Regions from separate parts of the Homo sapiens genome. Here region 1 is linked to region 2. The links are chromatin contacts, found by Hi-C or POLR2A ChIA-PET in ENCODE. All regions are on one chromosome and are shown on one strand. The core of a region is the stretch at or near the end of the contact, and the rest is flanking DNA. Distances in the headings are between cores, read along the strand shown.

What was found. Hi-C counts contacts between places; a loop is a spot of excess contacts on that map. ChIA-PET counts read pairs that join two places held with the same protein, here RNA polymerase II (POLR2A). Pooled maps may share reads with other maps.
Region 1: a map of PC-3 shows a loop between it and region 2 (10-fold over the local background). The contact joins the promoter of PRR15-DT here to the enhancer-like site in region 2. A Hi-C loop is called at or near these places in 2 of 168 maps with a recorded cell type or tissue (Caco-2 and PC-3) and 3 of 50 pooled maps. POLR2A ChIA-PET finds 5 or more read pairs at or near these places in 2 of 52 experiments (PC-9 and activated CD4-positive, alpha-beta T cell).

The regions. Positions count from the first base shown.
Region 1 is chr7:29,560,986-29,566,057 of GRCh38, reverse strand. PRR15-DT (PRR15 divergent transcript) reads left to right here and starts at 2,367. Exons shown (of 2, transcript NR_183550.1): 1 at 2,367-2,670. It overlaps PRR15 (proline rich 15), which reads right to left and starts at 2,223. Exons shown (of 2, transcript NM_175887.3): 1 at 1,681-2,223. RefSeq lists an enhancer at 1-600.
Region 2 is chr7:29,447,556-29,452,782 of GRCh38, reverse strand. The region is part of intron 6 of CHN2 (chimerin 2); the gene reads right to left. Among named protein-coding and RNA genes, the nearest start is that of PRR15-DT, 110 kb to the left of the region's middle. Within about 2 kb of position 2,747, at least 4 of the 41 ENCODE cell types and tissues checked have a DNase peak (open chromatin) inside an H3K27ac peak, as active enhancers do; they include PC-3 and PC-9, where a contact is called at or near this core.

The DNA.
Region 1 (5,072 bases), core at 1,118-3,617, 110 kb before region 2:
CGTAGCCCACATTAGCATTAGACGCCACTGCGCCCCATAGGGTGCTGGCGGAAGTGTCTTCCAGGGCACCATCACCTGGTCTCTAGGCTGAGCCTTGAACTCTTTGGCTTCAACCTTTGCCTTTCCTTCAGGGGAAGTGCAGTGCAGTGGTCAGCGTGCCCGGGGGACCCAAGGGACGTTCCCACCCCTCTGAATCAACCCGTCTCTAGAGGGAAAATGACCGCCCTGTCCACACTGCTTGACTGTAGATGGACGCCAAAAGGTGACCCATCCGACCCAGGGCGGCCTCCCTTTGGATAAGCACCTGGGAGGAGGGCGCTGGGAACCAAGTGCATCCTCTCTACAGGTGAACGGTATTAATTAGTCCATGGTCAAACAGTCACGAAATTTCCCTCCAAGATTTGCCCCCATCGACTTTCGTCCCAGGAGCCTTTTCGATGAGATACTTAGGAGAATTTATATCCCAGTAGGAGAGAAGGACAAGCTTATGATATTTGTTTTGGTTCTTTTAAATTCTACTTTTGACCACTTCTGCCTTGTGACTTTCAAAGAAGCATGTCTAGACTTAACTTCCCTTGAAAACCGCCATCCTAATTCTTCCTTTTACTCCCCAGAGCCCAATCTTGCGTCTGTTTGAAGTCACCCCCGGCTGACGGTTGAGATGAAGCCAAGTATCAAATGGCCTCTTCCCTTAGTTTTGTATTAAAATATGCACCGAGTCTGTACGACGCAACTCAACTCTGGAGAATTTCAGTTACAAAGTAAAGGCTTCTCTTCTTTTCCTTGTGCAATTCCCTCCTCCCAAGGAGAAAGAACGCAACAAGGAACTCCGAAACAATGTGCTTCTTCCCCAAGCTTCTAAGACCCCCCCTCTGCAGAGCGAAAGGCCGCTTCTGAGCACTTAGGTGCGGGTACAGCAAGCGAGACTCCCAGCCCACTTTCTGTGCGGGGTCTCTTGGGCGCTGCCACCAGCAACGGCAGGATTCGCCTGCGCCGCGGCTCACTTCCAGGTTTCCGCTCGGCTCCTTCCCAGCCCACGCGCCGGGCGCTCCTGGGATTGGCGATCGCGCTGGAGAGGGAAACTTCGGCGGTGTTTGTTGTAGGAGGTTCTCCTCCCGGAACCGCCAGGGAGAGGAAGTCTGATCGCCTACGGGAGGCGGCGGGGCGGCCTCGGCTGCGCCCCGAAACCGCAACACCGGCTCCTCCCCAGGATGCCCTGAGGACACACTCGGGCAGCGACTTGAAAACAATACAAGAAAAAACGGCCAAAAGTTCTTTCGGTACAAAAGGCACCCACGCCCTCAGGCACAATTAGCAACTGCGTCTGCAAACATCCCATTCCCTCCTACTTTGCAGATCGGAAAAGCAACCCGTACCCCCAAGTCATTTACTAACAGTGGTGGTAAGGTGTCCTGATGCTGCTTCCTCTCCTCTAACCTACATTTTCTTCTTCACAATCATCAACTTTGTGAGCACGGAAGGGCTTTGTACGAATTGCGCAAGGAAAAGATGGCAAATTACTCAAAAGTACAGAAAACGGAGTCCTGGAGCGTCCGTGGTTTTCAGCCTCTCTTAGGGCTCCGGGAGGCGGGTACCTGGGAGGTACCAGGCAGCACCCCAGGGTGACCCCCGGGGCCAGGCTCTGTCTCGGCGGACGCCGAACCACCCCCAGTCGCTCACCTGCTCGGGCTTAACAGGACCCGGAGGCCTCGCGCGGTGAACGCGGCCGAGAGCACGAAGGGGGCGCGCTCGGGTCAACCTGGAAGCCGGGGCTCGAGTCCCTGGGCGCGGACTTGGAGAGATCAGGCTTCTGGAAAGTGTACAGGTCGGAATTCCCGCAGCCCAGCTAAATCAAGTGCTGCTGCTGGTCTCCTCTGGCACCTCCAATTGCTGCGCGCTGCGGCGGAAGCCCGGGGCTCGCAGCGCAGTCTGTTCTGGTCGGAGGGGGCGGCGGCGAGGGGCCGCCAGACTCGCTGCCCGGGTGGAAGGTCCAGGGCGGCTTTCCGGGCTAGTAGTGTTTCATTCGCCGGCGCGTCCCTCTTCCCTGCTAGCACCGCCCGGGAGCCGGCTGAGAGATGGGACCCTGGCTGTTCACTCCGGCGCATCGAACTTGCCTACGCGTCCGTAGGAACGCAAAAAAGACATCTGCCCACCTGCTGGTTATTTGCCAAGTGATTCGGGAAACCAGAACCCTGGGGCAGCTGGGGGAGAAAAGAAAATAACCCAGGAGGCGGTCACCGCTGCCACAGGTGCAGGTAGGAACTTCGCGTTCCCACCCTCCAGGGGAGGAGATTGGATCAGGCGCCAGCCTTGAGGTGTCTGATTGGAGAAAAGCTGTGCAGTGCCGCTCCCCCGACCGACTCCTTGAGAAGAAACGGCGGAGACCTGAGACCCGGAGGCTGAGGCTGTAGGTGGGCTCCGCTGGGTAAAAGTTGCCGCAGCAGCTGTCCCTTGGCCCCATCGCGATTTATTTTTCCCCCTTGCTTTCCGGGTCCCGGGATCCCAAGTTTGTAACTAACGGGAGCGAATCCACACCCGAGCAAAATGTTTGCGAGTTTCAGGCGCCCTTAGTTGAAAGGCTGTAATTAACAAGTCCGCTGTTTGCCAGCCAGGCGCCGTTGCAGGCGCTTTCTGTGGATTGTCATTTATTTCTCACAGCAACCCTAGGAGGTAGGTATTGTTATTATTATTATTCTCACTCGACAGGCGAGGAAACCCTAGCACGGGAAAATGGTTGCTCAGGTTTGCCTGTCTGGTACGTGGCAGAGCAGGGTTGGAACCCAGGGGGCCTGACTCTAGCTTCTACGGTCTTAACCACCACAACCTGCCAGTCTGAGACTCTTAACACGACTCAGTGAGGATGTGAATTTCCTTCTTTCAGGCCTGGAAGTCCATGGACAGCCACCCAACGAGGGCAGTGTAAATCCAGCCCTGAGCCACTGCAGGAAGTGAACCGGGGATTGCACTCCTGGTCACATAAGAGTACTTTTTTTTTTTTTTTTTTTTTGAGACGGAGTCTCGCTCAGTCGCCGAGGCTGGACTGCAGTGGCGCGATCTCGGCTCACGGCAAGCTCCGCCTCCCGGGTTCACGCCATTCTCCTGCCTCAGCCTCCCGAGTAGCTGGGACTACAGGCGCCCGCCACTGCGCCCGGCTAATTTTTTGTATTTTCAGTAGAGACGGGGTTCCCCGTGTTAGCCAGGATAGTCTCGATCTCCTGACCTCGTGATACGCCCGTCTCGGCCTCCCTCCCAAAGTGCTGGGATTACAGGCGTGAGCCACAGCGCCCGGCCAAGAGTACTTTTTATTCATTTGACATAAAGATATTGGCACAGGGCATTTTCACTAATGAAGGCAGAGGTGCAGCTTGCTTCATCTTCCAGGATGCTCTTGTTTCAAAAAACGATTTTGATGTTCCTTGAGCTCATATGCAAGCATAACTCCCCTGAAGGACTGGGTGTGGAGCAACTGAGCATCTCTGTTGTGAAAACTGTTTGCAGTATAAAAGCAGTGAAAGACAGCCGGGCAAGATGGCTCAAGCCTGTAACCCTAGCGCTTTGGAGGCCGAGGCGGGTGGATCACATGAGACCAGGAGTTTGAGACCAGCCTGGCCAACATGACAAAACCTTGTCTCTACTTAAAAATAATAATAAAAAACAAGGTGGGTGTAGTGGTGCACGCCTGTATTCCCAGCTATTGGGGAGGCTGAGGCACAAGAATCATTTGAACCTGGGAGGTGGAGGTGGCAGTGAGCTGAGATCCGGCCACTGCACTCCAGCCTGGGTGACAGAGTGAGACTCTGTCTGTAAAAAAAAAAAAAAAAAAAAAAAGTAGTGAAAGACATACTGCCTAACTCAAATAATTTGCAATATAGAATTAGTAGAAAAAATTTTTAGAGAGTATTTCAATTTGTGAAAGATAAAAATATGAATATATGATTTACTTTTTAGTTTGGGATTCTTTGAATTTCTATGATATGCACAGCACAGGGTATTTGGAAGTCATGCATTTTTATATATTTCTCGGGATTACTTTTAGAGCATAAACTTTCAATCACAGAAGCAGGATTGAACAAAGGCAGGCCACCAACTTTGAGGGGAGAATGGGATAATTCATCATAGTGCCATTACTTTACAGATGAAATTGAATCATGGAAGAATGCCTTTATCTGAGGAGTCATCACCACTAGGGAGCTATGGAGGTGGGTTTTTACGTTGTTGGTTGAGCATATGGGTGAAAATAAAAAATTCAGGAAAAGAAAATAAGTTCTGCCAACTGGCTCCTCAAGTGTGATTTTAACAAAATGGTCAACATTTTACTAATAAGCAAACCTCTACTAACTGCTGAAATTAACAAAAAAAAAAGATTATTTTGCATGCCCTTTCTCATTTATATTCAGCAACTTTGAACTTAATAACAACATCTTACAAATAACCCTTGTGTACGGGGAGGACATTGAAGGAGAGACATGAAAACTGAGGAGAGATTAGCTGAGATGCAGAGTGGGTGAGCATTTCAGATGGAGGAAGTAGCGTGTGAACAACTTGGAGGTGTGAAGAAATTGAGGTTTCTTGAGAGGCAAAGAGCAGGCGCATGTGATCTGAGTGAGGAGAGGGAGCTGAAGCTGGAGAGGTGGGTGTGACCAGAACATTCAGGACCACAACCCACTAAAGAGGAAGAACATGGTAAGATTCGCAGTTAAATGTTGTGCAGTGGTGTATAAAGAATGAATGGGGCTGGGCGCGATGGCTCATGCCTGTAATCTCAGCACTTTGGGAGGCCGAGGCAGGTGAATCACGAGGTCAAGAGATTCAGACCATCCTAGCCAACATGGTGAAACTCTGTCTCTACTAAAAATACAAAAATTAGCTGGGTGTGGTGGCGTCCTTCTGTAGTCCCAGCTACTCAGGAGGCTGAGGCAGGAGAATCGCTTGAACCCGGGAGGTGGAGGTTGCAGTGAGCCGAGATCGCGCCACTGCACTCCAAGCCTGGTGACAGAGTGAGGCTCCATCTCAAAAAAGAATGGGCCAGGCGCAGCAGCTCACATCTGTAATCCCAGCACTTTGGGAGGCTG
Region 2 (5,227 bases), core at 1,498-3,997:
CTTTCACTCTTCCTATAAAATGTTTCATGCTATTGACAATTCAGCTTTATATCAAATTACACTTACACAGTAGAGCATGCACCAGCCAACCATGGCGAGTCTTGCAGAGAATGGGGAAATGTAATTCTTCCTTAACAGAGACTGAGCAAATAAAGAACACTTTTAGAAAAATCTAAGAACAAGTCAATGGGGTAGGTTTCTGTGTGCCACCTGATCTGGCTGATGAAAATTCAGTGACCACAGAGGCACGCAGAGGCAAAGGAAGCAGGAGAATACTGTACTGCAGGTGTCTGCAGGAACATTACAGGCATACTGCAGGTGTACTACAGGATGAGACTTGGGTGAGGAAAGTGAGCTGCAATTTTTAAGGGGTACTCCCTCTCAGGTGCCGGCTCTGCCTTCACACACCCCCAAGAGTAAGGGCCTCCTTAACTTTTGCGCTCTAGACCCTTCCCTTCCTTCACCCGAGGCCCAGCCTGGCGATATTGTGTCCTCACCCAGGAGATGATGGTCTGTCAGATCCTGAGGTGCAATAATGAAGGCTGTGTCTCCAGAATGACAGCAGAAGCAAACTAGAAATAAAATGAAGTTGGATCCAAACGGCCTTGCTTGCACAGTCCCAACTATATAATTTGTAGGGGTCTATGCAAAATAAAACTGCATGTTCTCTTTTGAAAATTATTAAGAACTTCAAGAAGGCAACAGCAGGGCATTAAATCAAGTGTGGCCTGTCTCAGTGCAAGGCCACACACACGTGCAACCTGCCCAGGACCCTAAGGACCCTGCTGTCCTCCACGGGTGGTGTGGCGGTCATGATGACCTTCCTTCTTTAGCCTGATTTAGGCCTATGGGCATGCACCAGGTTGCCTAGGAGACCACCTCTAGGAGGTCCATGAGATGTCACATCAGTGGCTACTAAAAAAGCACTGGAATGGGATTCAGAAGACACAAGCTCTGGGTTTGGGCCTGTCTCGGATGCTAACTAAATTGTAAGACGGGGGGCTAATCACAGAGTGCCTTCACACCCTAGTTTCCTTGGTGGGATTGGCTTGTAGCTTTGAACCTCCAGGTCATGGACTCTCAGGGGCTCATGATTATTATATGTGGTTGGAGAATTCTCTACATTTGGAATAAATACAGCTTCCTAAAATTATTTCTCTCTTCTTCGCGTATATGACCATTTTAAAACGTAATATATTGTGATTAATTAATAAATTTGTAATTAATTACAAATTTATTTTAAAAACATTGTTGAATTTACAACAGCTCTTTATCAACTATGTCATTTTTTTCAATCAGTGGATTAAAAGAAAGCAGTAAGAAGTAGTTTCTGAAGACCTCTGTACTTCTGTACCCATTTCGCCATGGACTGGTAACAAATGGCTCTCAAACAGGCAGCTGTCTGTGCACCACGCTTAATCACAGTATCCATCCAGGGTCCTAATGCCATTACAAGCTGACAATTCACACGGAACTTTACCTGCCTTGATATCATTTATGTATTGAGTTGCTCTTTTCTGAGCATGTTACATGTTCTGGGCACTGTTCTCAGCATCATAATAGACAAAAATCTCTTCCAACCCCAGTCCAGTAACTTGTATTATTTACCATCTGTTCTTACTTGTGTGGCTAAAGCAGAAGTTAATGTGGTGGTGGTGGGGGTGCGTTGTTGTTTCTCTCTCTTTCTTATTTATTATGGTATAAGAAGTAATGAGGCCGGGTGTGATGGCTCACGCCTATAATCCCAGCACTTTGGGAGGCCGAGGTGGGTAGATCACGAGGTCAGGAGTTCAAGATCAGCCTGGCCAAGATGGTGAAACCCTATCTCTACTAAAAATAAAAAAATTAGCCGGGCGTGATGGTGGGGGCCTGTAATCCCAGCTACTCGGGAGGCTGAGGCAGAGAATTGCTTGAACCTGGGAGGCGGAGGTTGCAGTGAGCCAAGATTACACCACCGCACACCAGCCTGCCAACAGGGCAAGACTCCATCTCAAAAAAAAAAAAGAAGTAATGAAGTAATGTACCTACCATTCATCTGATGAATACATCTGTATTAGTTTTCTGTGGCTGCTATAACAAATTACTACAAGTTTGGTGGCTTAAAACAAGGCAAACTTATTCTCATACAGTTCTGGAGGCCAGAGGTGTGAAAAGAATTTTTGGGGCTGCAATCGAGGGCTGTGCTCCCTCTGGAGCTAGGAGAGAATCTGTTCCAGGCCTCCTCCAGCTTCTGTGGGCTTCCTGCATGCCTGGCCTTGTGGCTGCACCACCCCAGGATCTTCAAATCCTTCTCTGCTCCACTTCCCCCGGACTTCTCCTCTGTGACTGTCTGTGAAATCTCCTTCTGCCTCTCCCTTAAAAAGAGACGGGTGCTGGTATTTAGGGTCCACAAAGATTATCCAAGATTCTTCTTCATCTCAAGATTCTTAATGTAATCACATCTGCATAAACCTTTTTGCCAAGGTAAGGTCACAGTTATTGGCTCTAGGGATTAGGATCTGATATCTTTGGAGGCCATTATTCTGCCTACCACAAAATCCTTAAAAACAAACTCATTCTTGCTACCTTCCTTTAGTGTTAATTTGAGCTTCGTCTGCTTGGATTATGCTTAGTGAGGAGACTGATGATTCATGCTCACATGCAAACAAAAGTGTGCACTGCAAACAGAAGAAACTAACCTTTCTGTTTGCCTTCAAGAGATTCTTCAATTGATGTGAAATACACACCCTGAATTTCTTAAACCTGTACCACATCCCCTAGGGAAGATCCTGGAAGCCACTTCACGGAACTCAGAGTGAAATACTGACTAACCACAAATTAAGCTTGGCCTGTGATCGTTTTCTCTGGAAATAGAGAAAAGAAAGTGATAAAAACATTCTCCAAGAGTGGTTTGCTTTAGAACAGAGTAAACACCAAGTTACCACCCAGCTCAGTTTGTCTTTGCTCTTTGGGCTTGGCCTTGGCCTAAATTACTTCACATGCCTTGAACATCTGTACCCCTGCCTTCTGTAGCAGGGCCTTTACCTGAGCCCAGTGTCTGTTCATCAATGCCCAACCACTATAATGTCAATCACAGCCCACATTTATTTGAGTTAACTATAAGCCAGGCACTGTGCTCAACATACTACAGAACTCCATAAATGATTCTGAATGAATGCAAATAATCTTATTCATTTCCTAGCTCAAGGATCAGCAACTGTAAAGTACCAACAGTAAATACTTTACGATTTGTAGCCCATATAGTCTCTGTCCTGTCTGGACCACTCAACTCTGTCATTGTAGTACGAACTTTCCCATATTTTATATTTCAATGAATGGATGTGGCTGTATTCCAATAATACTTTATTTACAAAATGATGCCTATTTACCTCTGTTCTGGGCCTGCAGGACGGATTCTGACTTATTAGTCTCCCACCATAAGAATCTGAATGATTTCTATTGATTTAAGGACAACTTCAGATTTGCTTTCCATTATTACCGCTTCAAACCAGGTTTCCTGACACATAGATTATTTTTTTTCAGACACTCACCTTAATTCCAACACACCTTAATTATTTAGAGCCTCCCATTTTTCCTGCAATTCCTAAGTTGTTCTGCTTTTTCCCTTGTGTGAAATAATAAGGAAACACTTCACTCTGGGTTTATTCTGCTAAGTTTAACTTGCCGGCAAATAACTTAATGCTGCAAAGTTATCAAGTCTCTCTTGCAGTATGAAGCTCCTATGGCTGAATTTGAGCAGTAATGTCCATGAGCTGACTTGGTAACTTGTAAATCAGAAATGCTGGGTTTGATGAAGGGCGAGGTAGCACCATTTTTTACAGTGAATTAAATTCCGCACACATTTAGTATGGACCATGCCCTGTACTGGATGCCAGGACTGGTTTCTGTTCTCAAGGAGTTTACAGTCTGGTTGGGGATAACAGAAGCTAACAAACAATTATAATACAGAGCAATAACTGCTAAGGTGGGGGAGATATAGTGTGCTCTGGGGCACAAAGCCTTCCCCAACTCCCCAAAACAAGTGATGACTCCTCTGAGACCTTAAGGATGAGAAGGAGATAGCCAAACAGTGAGAAAAAGCCCAGGAGAATATTTCAGGCAAAGGGAATAGAATTTGCAAAGACTTGGAGGTGAGTTACAGGGTGATCTATTACAGAAATGAAAATTCATTATGGCTAGAAAGAAGAAAGTAAGGGAAGTGGGTAGTGATCTATGAGGCGGGATCTTACAGGATGTATTAGGAGACTGGGTCACATCTAAAAGCTTGGGGTGGGGTAGCTGGTGAAGAATGACTTTAAGCAGGGAAGTGACATGCTGGGATGTATAAACTAAAAGTAAAAACTAAAGAAAGAATTAGGAGAAAGCTGCTGTGTGTTTCTTCAAGTGGAGTTTAGAAGTCTTCAGATGACTAGGTCAAGATCATTTCCAACGACTAAGAAATCAATGGACCCACTTTGAGCATGATGTTGTGAAGTTCTGGGAATATCAAGAAGCTATTAATGTTCTAAAAGAAAAAAAAAACCCAGAAAGTTTCAAAAATAAGGAAAGAGGTATCAAAATCCCATTCTTTAATAAAATAAGGTATTGCGTACCTATAAGTGGAAAGACTAGATACAGAAAACTCAGAACTTGGAAATTAACACTGTACCTCAAAGGGCCATATCCCTGAAATATAAAACTGCTTAGTCAGAATAAAGGTCATTAACCACCAGCTCATGTAAATGGGGAAGGTTTCTGCAGTTTCCTTTTTCCAGTGATTTTCAAACAAACTTGCCAAATAGAATTGCCAAGCTCTTAAAAATACGGATGCTTGGGCCTCATCCCAGACTATCTAAACCAGAACCTTTGAAGACGGAAATTTCTATTTTTTTGCAAAGTTCTCCCAGTGATTCTAATATGCACCCAGGGTTGTTACTGTTTGTTAATAGATCAGTTTTATTGGGGTTATGACTGACATACAATAAACAGCACATATTTTAAGTGCACAACTTGAAATGTTTTCACTTGTCACTCATATCACATATCATGTTATCTATATACCTGGAAAACTACCACCACATTCAAGAAAATTAACATATCCCTCTCACCAAAAACTGTCCTTGTGCTCCTTTGAAACCCCTCCCTCCTACCACTGGTTTTGAGGTACCTGATTATGATGTGCTGGGTATAGATTTTAGTGCCTGGGACTTGCTAAGATTCTTGGATCTCTGGGTTTACAGCTTTCATC